Linked DNA regions of Homo sapiens: region 1 is linked to region 2. The links are chromatin loops, found by intact Hi-C in ENCODE. Cell type or tissue: heart left ventricle. All regions are shown on one strand. Each heading gives the region's core, and the rest is flanking DNA. Links, peaks and the distances in the headings are about the cores only. Region 1 has its middle 96 kb from the start of LINC02380. Region 2 has its middle 160 kb from the start of LINC02380.

Region 1 (5,390 bases), core at 129-5,128, 60 kb after region 2:
CTTTTCCATTCCTCTCCTCTCTCAACTACATCTTCAAGGCTCAACTCTGACTTGGTGGAGGAAGACTACCACTGTGCTTTAATAAGTAAGCATAGGTCCAGCTGGTGTGGACTAATATCCTCGCTCAGCTGCTCCATATCCCTGACACTAGAAAAAAAGCCAAGGTGACAATTTCCATCAGTCCAGGGAAAAAAGGCCATGGAGTCGAAAAGCAATTTGAGTTATAGAAAATATAGTACTGTTTCTTGCACACTTATGTTGGTGGACTATTATTCATACTTGCTAGCTTTGTACATTTTTATTTCTTTTTCATTAGATACATATTAAGAATATAGAAAAGCATACAAATGCCACCAATAGTTCTAACATTATTTTATCCAATTTTTGAGGTACAAAAAGTAAATGAATGGGGCCAGGCGCCAGTGGCTCAAGCCTGTAATCCCAGCACTTTGGGAGGCCGAGGCGGGTGGATCACCTGAGGTTGGGAGTTCGAGACCAGCCTGACCAACGTGGAGAAACCCCATCTCTATTAAAAATACAAAATTAGCTGGGTGTGGTGGTGCATGCCTGTAATCCCAGTTACTTGGGAGGCTGAGGCAGGAGAATCTCTTGAACTCGGGAGCTGAAGGTTGCAGTGAGCCAAGATTGCACCATTGCATTCCAGCCTGGGCAACAAGAGCAAAACTCCATCTCAAAATAAACAAACAAATAAATAAATAAATAAATGGACATTTATTTCCTCTACTCATGCCCTCAATTCATAACACCTTGCCATCCAATCCATAATTCTTTTTAATTTACTTAAATATAGAAATGATATAATATGTTTATTTACTTCTGTAATTGAACAATTTAAAAATATTATTTAAGTACCCTGAGTGTGGGGTACTAAGGTGGGCTGTAGGAAGTGTGTGTGTGTTTGTGTGTCTAAAGGTAAGCTTAATTCTTACCCTTGAGGAACTGATTAATTGATTAACTACGTGTCAGAAATACAGAAATGAAAAAGATGAAAATATTCTAAAAAGAAATACATAACTACACATAAACAGTTTAGCCTAAACAGAATTATTTCTTAAAAATAGGTTAACTTTTGGGGAAAATAAATTATCTTTTTTCAAGGAATGAGATCATGTCCTTTGCAGGAACATGGATGGTACTGGAAGCCATTATCCTCAGCAAACTAACACAGGAACAGAAAACCAAACACAGCATGCTTTCACTCATAAATGGGAGCTGAACAATGAGAACACATGGACACAGAGAAGAGAACAACACACATGGGGAACTGTCATGGGGTGTCGGGAGAGGGAGAGCATCAGAATAAATGTCTAATGCACACAGGGCTTAATACCTAGGTGAAGGGTTGATAGGTGCAGCAAAGCACCATGGCACACGTTTACCTGTGTAACAAACCTGCACATCCTGCACATGTATTCCGGAACTTAATAAAATAAAATAAAATAAAATAAAATAATCTTTTTTTTCAGGGCCTCCAGTGACATTTAGTGCTTTACTTATTATACCTTTGAAGTGACTGCATTGAGTCATGCACTCAGAAATGGAATCATCTTAGATAGTATATGGCTTTATAAAGAAAATGAAAAATATCATTTTTTCTAGGCCAGCTAGAGCAATCACCTCTTATCTTTCTGCCCCAGTCTGCCTTCCAAGAAGCACTGTGTGAGGCCAAGCATGAAGAATGATTGGGAAAAGCAAGCCCCTCCATGGTACTGGTGGGAAGTGAGTAAATACAGCAATCTTTCATCTTATAAAACTAAATAACATTTCCTTACTCCCTCATGTTGGTTTAGGCTTTCTTGAGCATGAAAGGGGAATTTTCTTCTTCCTTTCAGACTAGCATTTATGAACCTCTAAATGGAAGTCCCTCTCTGCTTCTTCACTCAGACGAGGGACCTCGCTCCCATATCCTCAGGGTGTATTACACGGACCATGGACCACCGAGTGGGAGACACAATCCTATTTCTGGCACTGCACCCTGGCTTGCTGGGTGACCTGATATCAATCACTTAACACCTCTCCATTATCCTGACTGCAGGACAGCCACTGGAACATTCTCCCCTGTTTCTAATGTCATAGCCAGTCTTTTGCTGCAGGCTGGAGAACAGGACAGAGTTATGTCACTTGTCAGGGGAGTCAGGCACTCGGTGACTCGTTTTCTCTCGTATGATTGAATTGCCTTGGAGAAATCTACCGCAGCCTCAGAAGCAGATGGTGCGATTTTTACTTTAACCAATTAAAAACAAAACAAAACAAAACAAAACAAAATCCTGAACCCTACGACATCTCCCCAAAACACTGAGATAAAGTTTTGTAAAATTTTAAGAGTTAGACTTTTGGTTCTCCTGGTAATACATACATTTTTAGTGAGAAATAAGAAAATTTTGGAGATACTTGTAATCATAAAACCTTCTGATTAGAATACATTTTGGAATTAAGAATCAGCTGAAGAATTTTAACAAGAATATACATTCTCATATCCTAACCGAAATATGTTAATCCAGGGAGCCTAGGCATCTGCATATTAAGAAAACTCCTCAGAAAATTTTAATGGTCAGTTAAATTTGGAAATGATGCATCAAGTACACTAAATTAGACCTGATATCCACTTTCAACGTATTTCAATACTTGCAAAGTTGGGAAAATCACTAGTGAGAGAAAGAGTAAATTCTATTTTGGAGTTGCTTGGGAAATTATCAATTATTATCTCATTTGATGAAGAATGAAAACACTACTGTGCCTCAATTGCTACTGGTAGGTGATAGTAGGTATTGGATGCTCTCTGTGCCACATATACCTCTGTTATGGGGACCAGCTGTCCTGGTTTGTCTGGTATTCTCCCAGTTTTAACACTAAAAGTCCTGCATCCAGCGTGGTTGGGCATTGAGGTATTTTTCATGTGCTGTCCCTATTAATTCTCAAAATCAAACTAGGAGATAGATCCTGTTACTGACCTCATTTAACATTTCAGAAACTTGAGGTTCAAGTAGATTAATGAGCTTGCCCGAGTTTGCTCAGCATGCAAGTTGAGAATTGGGATTAGATTCTAGAAAATTCAACTCAAGAACCCTTTTTCTTCATCATTATTAATTCCTCCAATCCTTTCAAGAGTCATTCTTACGACTTCAGTTAATGGCAGATTCACCACTGTTGGTGCAAAAGGGTCCTTTCTAAGGGTCCTATTTGGGGCTCTCTGTTGGGACCTGTTTAATACTGGCCTTTCTGGGTGACAAGATCTAGTCTTGCTATCATGTTCTGGGAATGGATATAGGGTCTTCCTCTGGATTTTTTATTCAGCCCATACTTGGTTGTAAAATAAGTATTACACGTAATGGCCTCAAAGGAGAAGATAAGCCACAGCAGAATAACTTGAGGGACTGACGTTGAGGAGGCAGAAGGTGGTTTTGCCTGGCTGTAGACTGCAGGCTGTTGGTTTAGGAAGCATTTCTGGTGTAACTATGTATGCACTTCAAGGTTAGTTGTTTTATTTATTTTGCTACTGCTATTATTTGTATTCTTTCCATCTATTAGTAGAACTCTCAGCTTGTCTTCTATTGCCTGACCCTCATTGTTCCAAGAAATACTCCAAAGAAACTTGAACACTGACTGAATATTTTATGATTAAGAAATTATTGCTACTTTTTGAGATAGGATAATGATCTTGTGGTTATGTTAAGAAATACAGGACTCTCTTAGAGATTCATACCAAAATACTTACAGATGAAATAATTTTCTGTGTGGATTTTCTTTAAAATAATACAGTGGAGGAAAGGAGAAATGGCGAGGTATGTAGATGAAACAAGATTTGCTATATATTGATAATTCCTGAAACAGGATGATGGCTACATGGAGATGTTTTGATGTTCTTGCTACTTTTGGTTTGTTTAAAATTTTCATAATAAAAAGTAAAAGACAAGTCCCCAAAGGAGGATCAGAGAGGAGTCCTGCTATACCTCTGGGTAATCACATTGCATAATGTCACTCCAAGTGTTTTTGCTTTGATGTTCCACTTGAGATATTTTATTTACTTAATGTGACCTTGCTCATACTGAAGAGACTTTACAAGATACTACATTAAGCATGATTTTTTTTTTTTAAAGTCTATATCCCATGGACATTTCCTCTGTGTGCAGAAAGTGCCAAGCCCTAGGGGTGGGGTCCAGGATAGGCTCACAGGCTTGGTCACTGGCTTCCGGATTAGGACACCGTTAGGCCAGGAATGGGCTTAACTTGAGCCAGATGGGGGTGGAGTGGGGTCTAAAAGAGGGGACTTTACTTCCAGTGTGATTTGATTCTGCTTTTGCGCAGCCTCAGGCAGGACTCCCACATCAGATTTCCCATACCTACCTACGGCTCATCTCATCTCTGTTTAGTAATTTTCTCTTTTCTCCATTTCTTAAAAAATTCCTTTGCTTCAGGACACCTTATTAAAGCAACTCTCTTCTGGCTGTTAGCGTTAAGAATCTGTCAGTGTTTTCTATTATACACCTCTCTCAGCTGACACTCTATTCTTAATTGGCACTATTGTAGTGGGAAAAAAGACAAAAAGCTTTAGTTAATGCTAGGGACCAGGCTAGGGTTTCAATCTTAACACTGTGCATCCTAGGTTAGTAGGTTTAAGTTAGTCCCCTAATTTACTTGAATATCTTTTAGTCCCAGGGAACTTCTCTGTTATTTGCAGTGAGTGCTTTGTCTACACACACTGGCACATTCAATAGTCTTGTCAGAGTTCTTGTCACTGCCTCTTTGGGACAGCATACACTATGCCAATCATTTTAACAACTGCTTTCTGTGTTAACCAACCAAAGGGAAGTCCCTTTGCCAGGGTGATTAGATTCTTCACCTAAATTCAGCCCAAGCTCAATGGTTTTCCAAATAGGCAAACTCTTGGAAATATTGGAGGAAATACCAATCCTTCCAATTGGTATATTCCACAGGGTGGTAACACTATAGAATATACCAATTGGAAGGACTTTTAGAAATTATCTTATCTACTACCTTCATTTTATGGATTTTAAAATAGGCTAGAATATTTGAATGGCTATTCAAAGTCAGAAATCTATTTAGTACAATACAGTCTCTTGACTTCCATTTAGAAATGGATTCAGCCATTAGTATTTTTAAAATTCACTTTTTAAATAAGGATTTTCATCATAAATTAATGTGGGAGTTGAAAAAAGATATACTTCTTAAATATTTATTTTACCTTAAAACGTGTCAAATATCCCTTCATTTGCAGTTTGTGAAAGCTGTCCTAATTGGATACCCATAAGTATCATCTTTAATTTTCACTTTCTTTAAAGGAACTTGAGTGGACTAAAATGTATAGATATTTGTTAAGGAATCTGACTGCAGAATTCTAAATTTTTAAG
Region 2 (5,390 bases), core at 114-5,113:
CACAAAAAACCACACCTCCAGCCTCTTTTGTGCCTAGCTTTAGCCATGTGACTTGGTCTGGCCAATGGGATGTGAAAGAAAGTAATCTGTGTAAATTTGGATTGCACCTTTAAAAGAAAAGAAACTTGCCCTCCCTTTCTCTCATTCCTACTTGATTCATGCCAACTCTCATCGAGACTATTATGTGACAGAGAAATAAACATCTATCTTATTTAAGTCCCTGTAGTTTCGTCCCTTGTTGCAGCTCAACTAGTGCAACAGTCTGATAAAGTCTAAATTATAACTCTGGATTTCCTGGATCTCATTTCCTTTGTTTATTACCCATGACATAACACATAATGAAGTCTTTCAGGGCTAGAATCAAGTCTCTGGCATTTTTTTCTAGTTCTGAAAGCCTGACAATGCTAGCCACACCTATCTATCCAATAACTATATGTCAACCAATGCCAGTCTGTCTACACACCAAAATAAAAAAAAAGGGGGACATACAATTTCATTCTAAGACAGTGATATGAATCATAGAAGGACATCGTGACTGAGATGATCACTCAGTCATAGAAATCCATATTCTCTTCTTCTGGAGCACACAGTTGAATTACATTTCCCGGCTTCTCTGCATCTAGGGGTGGCCGCATGACTGAATTTTTGGTTCATTCTGTTAGATCAATATATCTTTAAATCTCTTTACCTGCATTCACATTGTTTACCACTCTAACTTCTGTTTCTATCTTTCTTCTCTACTTAGGTTAACTTCCCTTGGAGTCCACCAAAATTGGTGTTCTTAAAATCAACCTCATGCTTCCTCTAAATTGAGAAACGCTTTTCCCCACTGCGTCCTGTCACCCTATCACAATGTTCCAGCCATGTCCAACATTCATCTTTGGGTTGCATTTAGAGAGAAACTGTTGATTCAGAAAACTAAGTTCACACTAATGTGCGTGCTTTCTACTTCCAATTAATTTTTCGTTGTTCTTTTCTGCAGTATTGTTTTTATATACTTCTTATTTCCAGCCTGTCTTGGGCTGTATGCCACATTTCCGGCCTTGGGAAAAGTATGTCTGAAAGAGCATAGGAATATCTTTTACAACATTCTGCTTTCTCTGACAACATAATGCCAGCTGCAATCTTTGTTTCTGTTTGTTCTTCAATTGTCCTTAGAGTAGGAGCATTTGTGTATTTCTAACTTGGGTATTCTCTTCCATTGTCAGATGCCAATTATAGCGTATGTTGGTGGAACTAAAACTAAAACATGTAACCAAATCAATGAATGCTCATTAATAAAATGGAAAGTACAAAACTTGAAGCATAGGTATCATTTCTAGCAGCTTACTTCTTTGCAAAATAAAAGATCGACTGTGTAAGGAGGTACTCATGTTAGTGCCCAGCATACAGTTTTAAATGTCAGATGCTCATAAAGTGGCCTTCAAAACTCATTTTGCCTATATACAGACTAATTTTGTCAGAGTGTGAATTTACTTTGCCTGCTGCTAACAGAAGAAATCTCAACTCTTTAATGTGGCCCACCTCGATCTACCCCCACTGGGGTGTCCAGGCTACTTCCGCAACATTGCCTGGGTGCCTCTCTGTTCACCTTCACCTAAGGATACTACTGGTATTATTTAGGGTAACACAAGCTCCTGTCACAAGTAGACCCCAATGCAGAATGATTCAAACACAGTAGAAGTTCATATATGTTTTACTCACTAAAGAATCCAACGTAGGTGCTCCTGGTAGGCAGGAGAGCTCTCCTCCATGAGGTCTAGTCGAGAGTCAAACTGATGAGAGCTCTGCGGTCTTCAGCACGCAGCATCCAGAGCTGCCCTGGTCATCTTTGTTCCAGCCAGTTAGAGGGTAAACTGGACAGAAAGCCCATGTGAGGGGTTTCTGGGCCAGCCCCGTCAGTCATCACTTCTAATCATATTCCATTAGCTAGAATTTTTAGAAGGGTGGCCATACTGAATTGCACAGGAGTTTTAGGAAAGATAATCTGGCCAAGTGTAGAAGAAGAGGAAATGGATAATTGTGAACAGCTAGTAGCTTTTGCTACACACTCTTTTATGACTCTGTCCTTTTGCTCATACAACTTCTTTAGTCTACTTAGTTTTCAAGATCTAGCTCAAAAGCAACCTCTTTGTCTAAGCCTCCTAGTTGCAATGACTTGTTCCTTCCTCTGTCTTCCATCTTGAACCTCTGTTATGGCCACTTTTGAATTCTACTTTGTGCTCTGTTAGTTTTTTATACATTGGCCTTACTCACTTAACTGTGAGCTCCTTTAGCACACCACCATATTGCGGTGGGGGAAAGCAGAGGTGTGGGGGTCACACAGGAATGGCTTTAAATCAGCTGTGCTACTTTTTAGCTGTGAGACCTTGATCAAGTCACTTTCTCTGTCTTCTCATTTTCCTCACCTAAAGAACGTGAGTAATACTGCATAGTGTGGTAGGAAGGGCTAACTGAGATAATACTTGAAACTTCCCGATGGGATTTCGTAAGAATAAATTCTCTGTAGATGTTAATGTTGCAGCCCTTTGCCTCTTCTATAGTGATTTTTCCCTTCATTGGCATTTAAAAAGATGCAGCTGAATTGAGCTCTGAGTCCTCTGCCTTCACAGCACTACAGTAGCAGAGGTTCAAGTCAAGAGCATGAACTACTAGTATATCCAGCATGGGCAATAGAGGCGAGGACAGAAGGAAGCCACTTGGAATAGCGTCAATATGTTAGCTATGTAGGCGTTCACTCAGCTCTGGAGGACTCATCGCCTGCTTAACGAATTGTGTTAACTCCAGCCAAGCTTGCAGCTGCCTCTGATGACCTTTGAGAATTGCTGTACACCAAGCAGCGGCTGCTTCATTGCAGATAAGGCCAGAGGCAGCAAGCAGAGCTCAAGCCAGGGCTGCCCCAGGTGACCCATTTAAGCCTCTGCCAAGAGCTACTGGGGCACTGGAGTGAGAAGAGAGGGGTTAGGGGAAACTAGATACCAAGAAAATGGCAGAAAATGCGTCACAGATGATTTTACCCAGTATTGTTTACTCTGATGCCTATCCCTGTTCAGGCGCTTTGGAAAGTACTATTTTAGCCTCAGGCATTTGCCTGGGTGAGGTGGAAAAAAGAAGACGAAAGGATGTAGACCTTTGCTGGCTTATTGTTGTTGCATCTTTAATTTTCCCCAAGTGAGATATTTCAGTATTATACTGGAATAGGTATCCATCCCGAGCTGAAGAGCCATGTGGAGCAGTGGTTAAGAGCAGGGCAGTGGAGCCAGGCCACCTGGTTTGACTAGCATCCTCACAACTTTTTCCCCCAGCTTTTCTGTGTAATTGACAAATAAAAATTGTATATATTCAAGGTGTACAAAGTGATGTTTTGATATATATGTACACTGCATACATATATAATACATACACTTATTTATGAATACATATACATACATTCATGCATACATCATGAAATGATGTATACAATCAAGCTAATTAACATCTCCATCACCTCACATAGTTAGTAGCTTTTTTTATGATGAGAATCCCTAAGATCTTCTCTTTTAGTAAATTTCAAGTGTACAGTGCATTATTATTAACTATAGTCACCATGCTGTACATTAGATATCCAGAACTTGTTCATTCTGTCTGACTGAATATTTGTACCCCTTTACAACATCTTCCCATTTCCTCCACTCCCAGCCCCTGGAAACTGCCATTATACTCTCAGTTTCTATAAGTTTAACATGTATATATTCCAAATGAATGAGATCATGCAGTATTTGTGTTTCTGTGTCTGGCTTATTTTACTTAGCATAATATTGTCCAGATTTATCCGTGTTGTTGCAAATGACAAGATTTCCTTCTTTGTAAAGGCTGAATAATATTCTAGTGTGTTTGTGTCTGTGTGTATACATACATATATATACCACATTTATATAGACACACCACATTTTCTTCATTCATTCATTCATTCATTCATTCATTCATTCATCTATAGGCATTTAGGTTCTTTCCATATCTTAGGTATTGTGAATAATGCTGCAATGAACAGGGGAGTGCAGAGATTTCTTTGACATACTGTTTCATTTCCTTTGGATATATACCCAAAAGTAGGATTGCTGGTTCACAAGGGAGTTCTAGCTTTAATTTTTTGAGGATCCTTCATACTGTTTTTCATAATGGCTGTACCAATTTACACTCCCACCAACAGTGTGCAAAGTTTCCCTTTTCTCCACATCCTCACCAACACTTGTTACCTCTTATGTTTTTGATCATAGCTTTTCTAACAGGTGTGAGGTGATGTCTCATGGTGGTTTGAATTTGCATTTCTCTGATGATGAGCGATGTTGAGCACCTTTTCATATACCTGTTAACTGTTTGTATGTCTTTGGAAAACTGTTTATTCAGGTTCTTTGTCCATTGTAAAATCAGAACATTTGTTTTTGCTTTTGCTTTTGCTATTGAGTTGTATGAGTTCCTTATACAGTTTAGATGTTAACCCCTTATTGCACATATAGTTCGCAAATATTTTCTCCTATTCCGCAGGTTGCAAACTTACAGCTTACATGTTGTATAACTTCGCATCACCAAATTGCTCTGTGCCTCAGCTTCCTCATGTGCAGAGTGGGCCTAATTAATTATCTGATGGAACTGTTTTAGGATTGCATGTGTTAATATATATAAAAGACTTAGATCAGGGCCAATGGTAATTGGGGTATAAATGTTTGTTAGGTAATATTTATATGTATACGAACCAAACAAAAAAACATTTCTCTCCTTTCCTCATCATTTTCCACAGCTAGTTTTATTACACTTCCTGAAGATTAAGAGCCTCCAAACACTTCAGTGGTTACAACAGTTGATTTGACTGTCCCCTAAAAATTCATGTGGAAATTTAGTGGCCAATTGACAGTATTGAGAAATGGTGCCTTTATGATTTGATTAAGTCATAAGGCCCCACCCTTATGAATGGATGAAGGTCATTATCCTGGGAGTGGGCTAATCACCTCAGGAGTGAGCCCCTGATAAAAAGGATGAGTTCAGCCTGATTTCCTGTCTTTCTATCCCACATGCTCACTTCTGCATTCCACCTTTCTTCCATGGGATTGCCCTTGCCAGATGCTGGCACCATGCTCTTGGACTTCTCAGCCCCTAGAAATGTGAGAAATAAATGGATTTTCTTTATAAATTAACCGATCTGTGGTATTCTGTTATAGCTGGACAGAAAGGACTAAGACAGGTTCAGACCTGTTTGGTGGATTAGATGTGTTTATGGCTGTGTAAAGGAATCTCAAGAGGGTTTTTGTCGAGGCAGGGAAGAAAGTTGAGAGATAACTTACCACATGGAAGCCAGAGTCTGGCTTGACTAGAAGATGAATTTTTGAGGTTCAGAGAGGAGTAGATTCCAGGTA

Evidence for each region. Peaks named below come from ENCODE experiments on the same cell type or tissue, not always from the same donor. Only the 100,000 strongest peaks of a DNase experiment are listed, where the experiment ranks them.
Region 1: it touches region 2 in a loop (11-fold over the local background); 2 of 110 quality-filtered maps call a loop at or near these places.

What each region holds. Positions count from the first base shown.
Region 1 is chr4:57,327,405-57,332,794 of GRCh38, forward strand. No RefSeq gene overlaps it. Among named protein-coding and RNA genes, the nearest start is that of LINC02380, 96 kb to the right of the region's middle. In heart left ventricle, for the core only: no CTCF peak of the experiment used is centred there; no DNase peak of the experiment used is centred there; H3K27ac peaks cover 294 bases.
Region 2 is chr4:57,267,726-57,273,115 of GRCh38, forward strand. No RefSeq gene overlaps it. Among named protein-coding and RNA genes, the nearest start is that of LINC02380, 160 kb to the right of the region's middle. In heart left ventricle, for the core only: no CTCF peak of the experiment used is centred there; a DNase peak (open chromatin) is centred at 2,866; H3K27me3 peaks cover 82 bases.